Linked DNA regions of Homo sapiens: regions 1 and 2 are each linked to region 3. A link is a contact called in ENCODE Hi-C or POLR2A ChIA-PET data. All regions are on one chromosome and are shown on one strand. Each heading gives the region's core, a stretch centred on a gene start or an enhancer-like site at or near the end of the contact. The rest is flanking DNA. Distances are from core to core; before and after follow the strand shown.

The links. A loop is a pair of places that touch in the nucleus more often than their neighbours do. ChIA-PET counts read pairs that join two places held with the same protein, here RNA polymerase II (POLR2A). Pooled maps may share reads with other maps.
Region 1: a pooled map shows a loop between it and region 3 (8-fold over the local background). The contact joins two enhancer-like sites. A Hi-C loop is called at or near these places in 7 of 50 pooled maps. POLR2A ChIA-PET finds 5 or more read pairs at or near these places in 2 of 52 experiments (GM12878 and HEK293).
Region 2: a map of K562 shows a loop between it and region 3 (2.8-fold over the local background). The contact joins the promoter of OVOL1-AS1 here to the enhancer-like site in region 3. A Hi-C loop is called at or near these places in 22 of 168 maps with a recorded cell type or tissue (B cell, CD4-positive, alpha-beta T cell, CD4-positive, alpha-beta memory T cell and 14 more), 33 of 37 single-sample maps with no recorded cell type and 34 of 50 pooled maps. POLR2A ChIA-PET finds 5 or more read pairs at or near these places in 7 of 52 experiments (A549, A673, CD4-positive, alpha-beta T cell and 4 more).

Annotation. Positions count from the first base shown.
Region 1 is chr11:66,221,473-66,224,597 of GRCh38, forward strand. All of the region lies in intron 10 of PACS1 (phosphofurin acidic cluster sorting protein 1), which reads left to right. Among named protein-coding and RNA genes, the nearest start is that of KLC2, 35 kb to the right of the region's middle. RefSeq lists enhancers at 1,098-1,197, 1,258-1,497, 1,303-1,803, 1,804-2,304. Within about 2 kb of position 1,324, at least 4 of the 41 ENCODE cell types and tissues checked have a DNase peak (open chromatin) inside an H3K27ac peak, as active enhancers do.
Region 2 is chr11:65,789,160-65,792,117 of GRCh38, forward strand. It overlaps OVOL1-AS1 (OVOL1 antisense RNA 1), which reads right to left and starts at 1,709. Exons shown (of 2, transcript NR_108085.1): 1 at 1,603-1,709; 2 at 1-278. The region is part of intron 1 of OVOL1 (ovo like transcriptional repressor 1); the gene reads left to right. LOC124902693 reads right to left here. Exons shown (of 7, transcript XM_047427980.1): 6 at 1,603-1,925; 7 at 1-278. RefSeq lists enhancers at 2,359-2,518, 2,699-2,858.
Region 3 is chr11:65,987,829-65,990,987 of GRCh38, forward strand. No RefSeq gene overlaps it. Among named protein-coding and RNA genes, the nearest start is that of EIF1AD, 13 kb to the right of the region's middle. RefSeq lists an enhancer at 1,534-1,603. Within about 2 kb of position 1,628, at least 3 of the 41 ENCODE cell types and tissues checked have a DNase peak (open chromatin) inside an H3K27ac peak, as active enhancers do.

The DNA.
Region 1 (3,125 bases), core at 74-2,573, 230 kb after region 3:
CCATCTCTACTAAAAATACAAAAATTACCTGGGCGTGATGGTGTGCACCTGTAGTCCCAGCTACTCAGGAGGATGAGGCAGGAGAATCACTTGAAGCCGGGAGGCGGAGGTTGCAGTGAGCCAAGATTGAGCCACTGCACTCCAGCCTGGCGACAGAGCGAGATTCCCTCAAAAAAAAAAAAAAAAGAAAAGAAAAAAGAAAATGGCCTCATCTTGTTTCAGCCTCAGTTTTCCTCCCCTCAGTCTGGCTGGGAGCTTAGCTCTTTGGGGTCATTGCTGTGTCAGGCTGGGTTGTTCCTTTTGGTCTGTTTCTGCCATGGCCCAGCGCCTTCCCTCTCAGAATACATACAATCTCCCCCTCTGCTGGGCGTGGTGACTCATGTCTATAATCCCAGCTCTTTGGGAGGCCAGGGCGGGTGGATCACTTGAGCCTAGGAGTTCGAAACCAGCCTGAGCAACATGGTGAAAGCCCATCTCTACGAAAAATGCAAAAGTTAGCCAGGCATGGTGGTGCACGTCTGTAGACCCAGCTACTTGGGAGGCTGAGGCAGGAGGATCCCTTGAGCCCAGGAGGCAGAAGCTGCAGTGAGCTGTGATCGCACCACTGCTCTCCAGCCTAGGTGACAGAACAAGACCTTATCTCAACAAACAAAAACCTCTCCCTTCGTGTCTGTTCTGTGGTAGCTGAGAGTGTGGCATGGAGTGGGCGTTTGGCCAGTAGTGAGTGGCCCTGCACCAGACTGGGGAAGGAGCAGGTATGGAGAGGAGGGGAGCCACTGAGACGTGCTCAGGAGGCCCTAGTAGGCTTTATTGGGCCAAGAATCCATAGAGGGGAGCAGTGCCCCGAGAAAATTTATAATTTAGTCAAGAGGTTTCCATTTTTTCTGGTGAGCAAGGGGAAAAGGGGGCATGTACTGTAGCAGCCGGAGCCACGACCTGGGCCTTGCTCCGCCCCTCCTAGAAAGGCCCTGCTCCCTCAGCAGATCACAGGCAGGGGTGGGTGTGAGCCTGAAGTGACCTCAGGCCCTAGGAAGCTGCTCTTCCTTCGTTTACAATGGAAGGCAAGTGAGTGTTGTCGCGATGTGAGTGCCCAGCTTAGGATTTGCCCTCCAAAGCCCAGTGTCTTTTCTGTAGATCAAAGAAACAAATCCTTTAAGTCCTCCTGTTCACCTGCTTTACTGGCAGATGAAGCCTACTCATGGTTCACCAGGGGGAATACCAAACTCGCCCTGCAGATCGGTAGTAATTGTGCGGAGATGATAGGAAACAGGAGAGGCCTCTACCGCTGAAAAGCACGGGTCTGAAAGGGCAGGTGCCTGTCCTGGAAACCACCTTCTCTTGGGGCATCCCCTGGCTGCCCTTCTGCCTGTTGCCACCAGGTGGGGCTCTCTCCCAGCTCACCGTTCTTCCTGCTTAGGACAGCGCCCCACGTGACGTTAGTGAGGCAATGCATGGGAAACTGCAGCCCAAACAGACTCCTCCCTGGGAGAAACCCCAGCCCTGCCCCTGCAGACCCTGCACCCTAGACGCCGTTCCAGGCCGGGTTCATGGGGATCCAAGAACTGAGGAGACCTCGATTTACAAAAAAAAAAAAAAAAAAAAAAAACTCTTTCTAAATTTATTTTTTATTTTTATTGGAGTCGGAGTTTTGCTCTTATCGCCCAGGCAGGAGTGCAATGGAGCGATCTCGGCTCACTGCAACTTTCACCTCCCGGGTGCCAGCGATTCTCCTGCCTCAGCCTCCCGAGTAGCTGGGACTGCAGGCACGTGCCACCCACACCCGGCTAATTTTTGTATTTTTAGTAGAGATGGGGTTTCTCCATGTTGGCCAGGCTGGTCTCAAACTCCTGACCTCAGGTGATCCGCCCGCCTCAGCTTCCCAAAGTGCTGGGATTAGAGGCTTGAGCCGCTGTGCCCGGCCTATTTTTTTTTTTTTGAGATAGGGTCTCGCTGTACTCCCCAGGCTGGAGTGCAGTGTGTACCCAGCCACCTCACTTTCTTTGGTATTAGTGTTTAGGATGTGGCTTGGAGATGCATTTCCTCACATGGAACTGCTGAATGGCCCTGCTGAATTGACAGCATCCACATGGGCAAACCCTACTGGGCAAACCCTACCCCTGGCCATGAGAGCTAAATTCCCTCTTAACTATATGGGATGACTCTAGAAAGATACCTGGGAGCTGGCTGAGGGAGGACTCTTTCTTAGTGTTCTAGGAATGTAGAGCAAGTGCCCTAATATAACAAAATGTAACTAAATCACTAACTGAGACAGTGCCCCAAAAGCAGTAAGCAGAACACCTAACACTGTGGATGTTCAATAAATGTTAGTTACCTGACTTATAAAACTTACAGAAAAAATTACTTAGACACTCTGAGCCTCGGTGCCTCATCTGTAGGGTTGTGGTGTCGGTATAGGAGCCCATTTGGCTCAAAAGCCAGTTGAGGGCGGACACGGTGGCTCAAACCTGTAATCCCAGCACTTTGGGAGGCCGAGGTGGGTGGACCACTTGAGGTCAGGAGTTCGAGACCAGCCTGGCCAACATGGCAAAACCCTGTTTCTACTAAAAATACAAAATTAGCCAGGCATGGTGATGCACACCTGTAATCCCAGCTACTCGCGTGGCTGAGGCAGAGAATTGCTTGAACCTGGGAAGCAGAGGTTGCATTGAGCCAAGATCCCGCCACTGCACTCCAGCCTGGGTAACAGAGCAAGACTCCATCTCAAAAAAAAAAAAAAAAAAAAAGCCAGGTGAGTGTCAGCCTTTATAATATGATGGCCTAAGGGCCTCTGTCAGGGCAAAAACACATTTGGGACAGGGTAGAGCTTCTGAGTTTGAGTCTTGACTCCACCACTCCACTGACTGTGTGATCTTGGGCATGTTACCACGCCTTTGCTTCCTCATCTACAAGGTACGTGTTAAAGCTCGTGCCTCCCAAGGTAGTGAGGAGATGGAACAGGATCATGCACATCAGACTGCTGCGTGGGGTGTGCCTGATTGACTTACTGCACACAGAGCACTGCTCATTGCTCACCGACTACTATTGCTTTTATTATTATAATTCCTTAGTGCCATTTCAGTTGTGGACTCCTAAAATTGATAGAATCTAGATGTCTTTTTAGTGAG
Region 2 (2,958 bases), core at 459-2,958, 200 kb before region 3:
ATTCCGTTGGTTGAAATCATTGACTTCTTTTTGTCCTAGCTATTTTCTCTGCCACACTTCCAGTGGCCACAGTGGAAGTGGCAGGGGAGACGTATGCCCCAGGGGCTTCCTGTCAGGTGCAGGAGAGGGCCTCTGGGTGGTCCAGGCCACCCGCTGGCACCATCCAGGTGAGGGAGACCTGCCGGCTTCTCTGTAGGCTCCTCCAGGATGTGTGGCGGGAGTCCAATCTCAAGGATGAAGGGAGAATTTGTCCTCATCCCCATGGCAAGGAGAGAATCCTGTGGGTCAAGTAAAGGGTAGAAGATAGAGAACTTAATTTTACCTCTGAAAGTCATGTGGCCCACTGGAGAGTTTTCCCACAGTTTTTGGCAATGAGAAAGGGACTGTCCTCAGTCCACGCTCGGGTGCCTCAGATGGCTGGAGAGTGGGGGTGCGTTTTGTGCTGGCCTGTCCCCTGGCTGGGCCATTCCATCACCAGCCAACCATGACCCCAGAGCCAGCTGGGCACGTTTCCGTTCACCTCACAGATTCCTGGTAAGTTGTGACCAGCTAAGCGTTGACCCCATTTCCAGTGGAGGGCCCAGGAATGTGGGAGTGTTTGAGTTCTGACCTTCCTGCCAGGTTCCTCTGAGACCCTCAAAGCCTCCCAGAAGGTTTTGGGAGAAGGTTTTACAGGCCAGAGACACTGGTCCCCAGCCCGACAGCACTGATTCCAGGGCCCCAGTTTGACAATCCCATCAGCCTCTCTCCCCAAGGCAGAATTCTAGAGCTTCTTACTCCCGGGGCAGAATCTTTCCCCTGGGAAGAGGTGAAGATGGTTGCAAGCACCCTGGAGATTTGAAAGGATTACTGGCTAGGAAGCCACCTTGAACCGCTCCCCCACCCACCCCCCCAACCACCCTCCCCTCGCCTTCCTTTGTTATGTCAATATTGACTTGGAGTGACAGGGAGTAATGCTGGTTCCTTGAGGATAAACCTAGGCACCTGTACCCAGGGGGTAAATTCTACCTCCTGGACCCACCAGGGAAGGGCTCCAGGAACAGGGTTGAAGCTGGTTCCCCCGAGCCCCACCCCATGCTGAGTGAAATCTCCAGGCCAGGAAAGGACCTGAGGACAGACTGAGGCTGGAAGCTGGAGTCAAGGAGCATCCCAGGGCCTCTCCCAGGCCTCCCACCACTGCTTCCCAGCCTCCCCTCTGTCACTGGGCTGGCCACAGTCTGCTCTGCCACTCGCCTGGTGGACACTCGAGCTCAGGGAGGCCAGCAGGCTGGGCGGTGGGACACTGGAGCTTCCTTCAAGGAATGTGGTCCAGCCTGGCTCTACCACTAGGTAGTGTGGGCACTTGGGCAGATCTCTTTCCAGCTGGTCAGGAAAGCTGAGAGTGAGCTTTGGGGCCCAAGGATGTGTCGGGAGTGAGGATAGTGAGAGCTCCGGCCTCTGATGGGATGGTTACCCTGTAGTCATTCCTGGGCCGTGTTTGGCAGCGAAGGAGATGTTTGCTGTGCTTGCCAGGGAGCGGGGCTGGGAGAGTGGACAGCCACACAGTGGACAGAGACAGAAGAGCAGCATGGGCCTGGGCAGCCAGCTAGATGAGACTCCTACCTGTCCCCTGGGATCCTGTCACCCAGGCTGCTAGGCTGTCTGTGCTGAGCTTGGGTGTCCCGAGGCGGAAACCTGGCAGATGATTTGTCTCAGAAAGAACAGGTGAGGGCGAGTCCTTTGGCTGCAGGGAGGATGGCGAGGGAAGCTGGCCATGGGTGAAGTCGGGGCTCCTTTGTATCATCGGCCATTTCAACAAGTCCTGGATGGAGTCCCACAGAGGCACTGGGCCTGTGCCTGGCTGGGTGGGGGCTGCAACAGGAAGCACTGCTCCCACTGTTCTGGGCGGGCACCCTGGCGCGAGGGCCGAGGCACAGTTTTAACTTCTTTGTGGATACCCAGTGAAAAGCGGTTGGGAAAGAGGGAAAATACACTGTCTGAGGCGACCTGTGGCAGTTCACAGCGTGGAAACAGAAGGCCAAGAGACTGGCCCATGCGTTACCGGGCCGGCCTGCCTCTGGCTGGTGCTGGGTCCTTTTGGATGATTGCTAGCTGACCTATGGGGACCAGAGGAGATGGGCACGGGGGGCACCAGCCCTTCCTGATAAGGGTGCAAGGCTGCTGAGAACCAGCTGCACTGTGCTGACATGCTGGGCCCCCGTCTCACCTTCAGAACTGGGCTGACCCCCATGTTCTGGGGCAGCACCCATGTGGTCAGTGGGGCCCAGGAGGGGGTCATCCTTGCATCTGCTTCACTTACTCTCCCCAGAGAGCCAGGGACAGGCCTCATGCCCAGCCCTGTCCTGAGGCCTTGGATGGGGGGACCCGGCACTTTCCCCAACATCTGGGCCAGCAGCTTTCCATCCAAGAGATGGAGGACTTACAGAGGCCAAGGCAGGAGACAGGCCTCGATGGGCAGCTGCCCTGGACACAGTCCCTCGGTGTCCGTGCCTCTGCTCTGAGCCTGGCCCTCAACATTGTCCAGGTAGAGGCAAGTAGGGCCAGCAGGAGGGGACCCATAAGCCCCCAGGCAGTAGGAAGAGGGCCAAGCTAGTTTGGCCTTGCCATACTCCACAGCTGTGGGCGGGTGATGAGTAGTCATAGCGCCACCGCCTTGCCGGAAACATCTAATTAGGGACAGAGAGCACCACAAGCAGGGCCCAACCAGTTCTGCTTCCTGCCTCCTGCCACTCAGCGACACTCAGTGCCAGGTGGCACGCCAGTGTGCACTCCCTGTGCGTGTGGCCGCAGAAGGGACACGCTCATGGGGGTGGCAGGGAGACAGGTTTGGCAGGGTGGGTGGGATGAGGCAAACATCCCCACCCTGGCAGCGGGTGGCCGCCCATCCAGCCTCCTCTGCCCCTCGCTCAGGGTGGAGGTGGACCAGAGAGCCAAAGCAGGCAGGCCCACTCCCTGGCC
Region 3 (3,159 bases), core at 378-2,877:
AAAAGGAATGTGTGGGCCGGGCGCAGTGTCTCACGCCTGTAATCCCAGCACTTTGGGAGGCTGAGGCGGGTGGATCACCTGAGGTCAGGAGTTCAAGACCAGCCTGACCAACATGGAGAAACCCCGTCTCTACTAAAAATACAAAAAATTAGGCAGGCGTGGTGGCAGGTGCCTGTAATCCCGGCTACTCAGGAGGCTGGGGCAGGAGAATCTCTTGAACCCAGGAGCCAGAGGTTCCAGTGAGCCGAGATCACGAAGCAAGGAAGGAAGGGAGGGCGCGAGGAAGGAAAGATGTGGCCATAGATCGTGAGTAGGATCGATAAGACAGAACTCCATTGTCGAAAGCTAAATTATGGCAGACACAAAGCGGATGGGAGACCCACATGAAAGAAGGCACTTGGAGCCTTCAGAGAAGAACGCAGGGAGGCAAAACCCCCAAAGGCCTGAAAGCTTCAGCAGTCACTAGAAGGGGAGCTGAATACATGTGCTGAGGGGCCCTGGGGAGACGACCCTTCCAGAGGCTGCAGTTCTTAGGTCTTACCAGCCCCTCCTTGCTGCCCATCTACCAGGTCCAAGGCTCCCTGAATCCTCAGACATTAACTACAGGGGTACCTCATCCTTGTCCAGAGCAGGGTTTCTGGGGGACACAGCCACAGACACCTCCATGTGAGTCCTCCTGCACCTCAATTTGGGTGCTTTCTAACTGAAAGACCAGGGCGGCCAGGCGCGGTGGTTCACGCCTGTAATCCCAAAACTTTGGGAGGCCAAGGCGGGCAGATCGCCTGAGGTCGGGAGTTCAAGACCAGCCTGACCAACATGGAGAAACCCCATCTCTACTAAAAATACAAAATTAGCCAGGCGTGGTGGTGCGTGCCTGTAATCCCAGCTACTTGGGAGGCTGAGGCAGGAGAATCGCTTGAATCCAGTAGGCGGAGGTTGCGGTGAGCCAAGATCGCGCCAGTGCACTCCAGCCTGGGCAAGAAAAGTGAAACTGGGTCCCCCAAAAAACAAAAAAACCAGGGCAGTTCCCCACCACCCTCCAAGCACTGTACTCCAGCTTGTAAATGCTGCTGGGGAGGAAGGCCACTTCTGATCATGCCTTGGTGAGTGAATCCATCTCTGGGGGAGTGGAACTTGTGTTCGCAGTGGTCTACCAGCATCCTAACTGCTGTTGGGGCATGTGGACCCTTTGATTGGACCAAGAATGCAGTTCCCTTATGAGACTGTAACTAGGTTAGATGCTTTCGGGTTCTGTAGCCCAAGGCAAGGTGCTGACTTGCTGGTTTTACGTGCTTAGGGTGACCTCTGCTGGTGGCTTCTCTAAATGTTGGCAGAATACACAGCCAGGAACTGCCGGTACCGTCTCACATCAGCCAGTAGTTGGAGCCACATTGCTATCAGAAGGAAAAGAGTGCTCTTCTCATACAAGAATTATTAAAACAAAGTGATGCCCAATGCTGTTCAAGAATGAACAGCCTGGTCTGGTTAGTAACAAAGGATTCTGGTACTTGGCAACTCATTGTGGATTAGCAAGGGTTAAATAACAAAGTGGGTATTTTAGCGTCATGAGAATCTATCACAATAACTGGAAGAATTGCTGCCAGTACTGGCACCTGGTGTACAGCCCTGGGCACTGCTAGTTCTTTTTTTTTTTTTTTTTGGTTGGAGTCTTGCTCTTGCCCAGGCCGGAGTACAGTGGCGCCATCTCGGCTCACTGCAACCTCTGCCTCCCCTCCTGGGTTCAAGCGATTCTCCTATCTCAGCCTCCCAAGTAGCTGGGATGACAGGCGTGCACCACCACACCCAGCTAATTTTTGTATTTTTTTAGTAGAGACAGGGTTTCACCAGTTGGCCGGGCTGGTCTCGAACTCCTGATCTCAGGTGATCCACCTGCCTTGGCCTCCCAAAGTGCTGGGATTACAAGCGTGAGCTACCGCGCCCAGCCTGTACTGCTAATTCTTCATTCCTCAGTGTCACCAGATGAGGCATACGGCATGCCTCCACACCTCCCACAGGGGCTTTTGGATTCTCTTGCAAATGTCACCAGTGGATCAAACACACGCACAGCATGAACTGCTGGTGGTGTCCGTGGTGTCCTGACTTCTTGCTTCATCAGTGATTTTCTGAGGGCGGCTCCCACTGAGGAAACTGCCCACACTTCTCTGTGTGCTTCTCAGACACAGGTCAGTAGAGATGTTTGGGCCTTGAATGAAGACAAAACCCACGGTTCTGTGGCCCAAGTCACTTTCCTGGGAGACAACTGGGCAACTACTAAAGACGAAGCACCAGGCCGGGCACGGTGGCTCACCACCTGTCATCCCAGCACTGTGGGAGGCCAAGGCGGGTGGATCACCTGAGGGCAGGAGTTCGAGACCAGCCTGGCCAACATGGTGAAATCCCATCTCTACTAAAAATACAAAAAAAATTAGCTGGGTGTGGTGGTGCAGGCCTGTAATCCCAGCTACTCGGGAGGCTGAGGCAGGAGAATTGCTTGAACCCTGGATGCGGAGGTTGCAGTGGGCTGAGATCGTACAATTGCACTCCAGCCTGGGCGACAAGAGCGAGACTCCATCTCAAAAAGTAAGTAAGTAAGTAAATAAATAAATAAATAAAAATAAATAAAAATAAAGCAAACCATGTAAAAAGAAAAAAAGTGCACATGGAATTCGGACAATGGTTGCCTTGGGTGGGACAGCAGAGAATGGGCTGGTCAGGGTAGGATGGGAGGTGGAGTATGTTACTTGGGTTATTGTTAAAGTCCTAGCCTTTATTTTATGGTGGTGGGTTTGAAGCTGCTCACATTATTAAAAATAACCAACCAAATATTTAATTATTCTTGACTTTTAATTTTTTATTGAAAGGGAGTCTCACTATGTCACCCAGGCTGGCCTCAAACTCCTCAAGGGCTTAAGCAATCCTTTCCCTTCAGCCTTTCAAGTAGCTGGGATTACAGGCATGTGCCACCATGCCCAGCCAAAATGTTTAAATATAGGCCAGACTCAGTGGCTTACGCCTGTAATCCCAGCATTTTGGGAGGCCGAGGCGGGTGGATCACCTGAGGTCAGGAGTTCGAGACCAGCCTGGTCAACATGCTGAAACCCCGTCTCTACTAAAATATAAAAATTAGCCAGGCGTGGTGGTGGGCGCCTGTAATCCCAG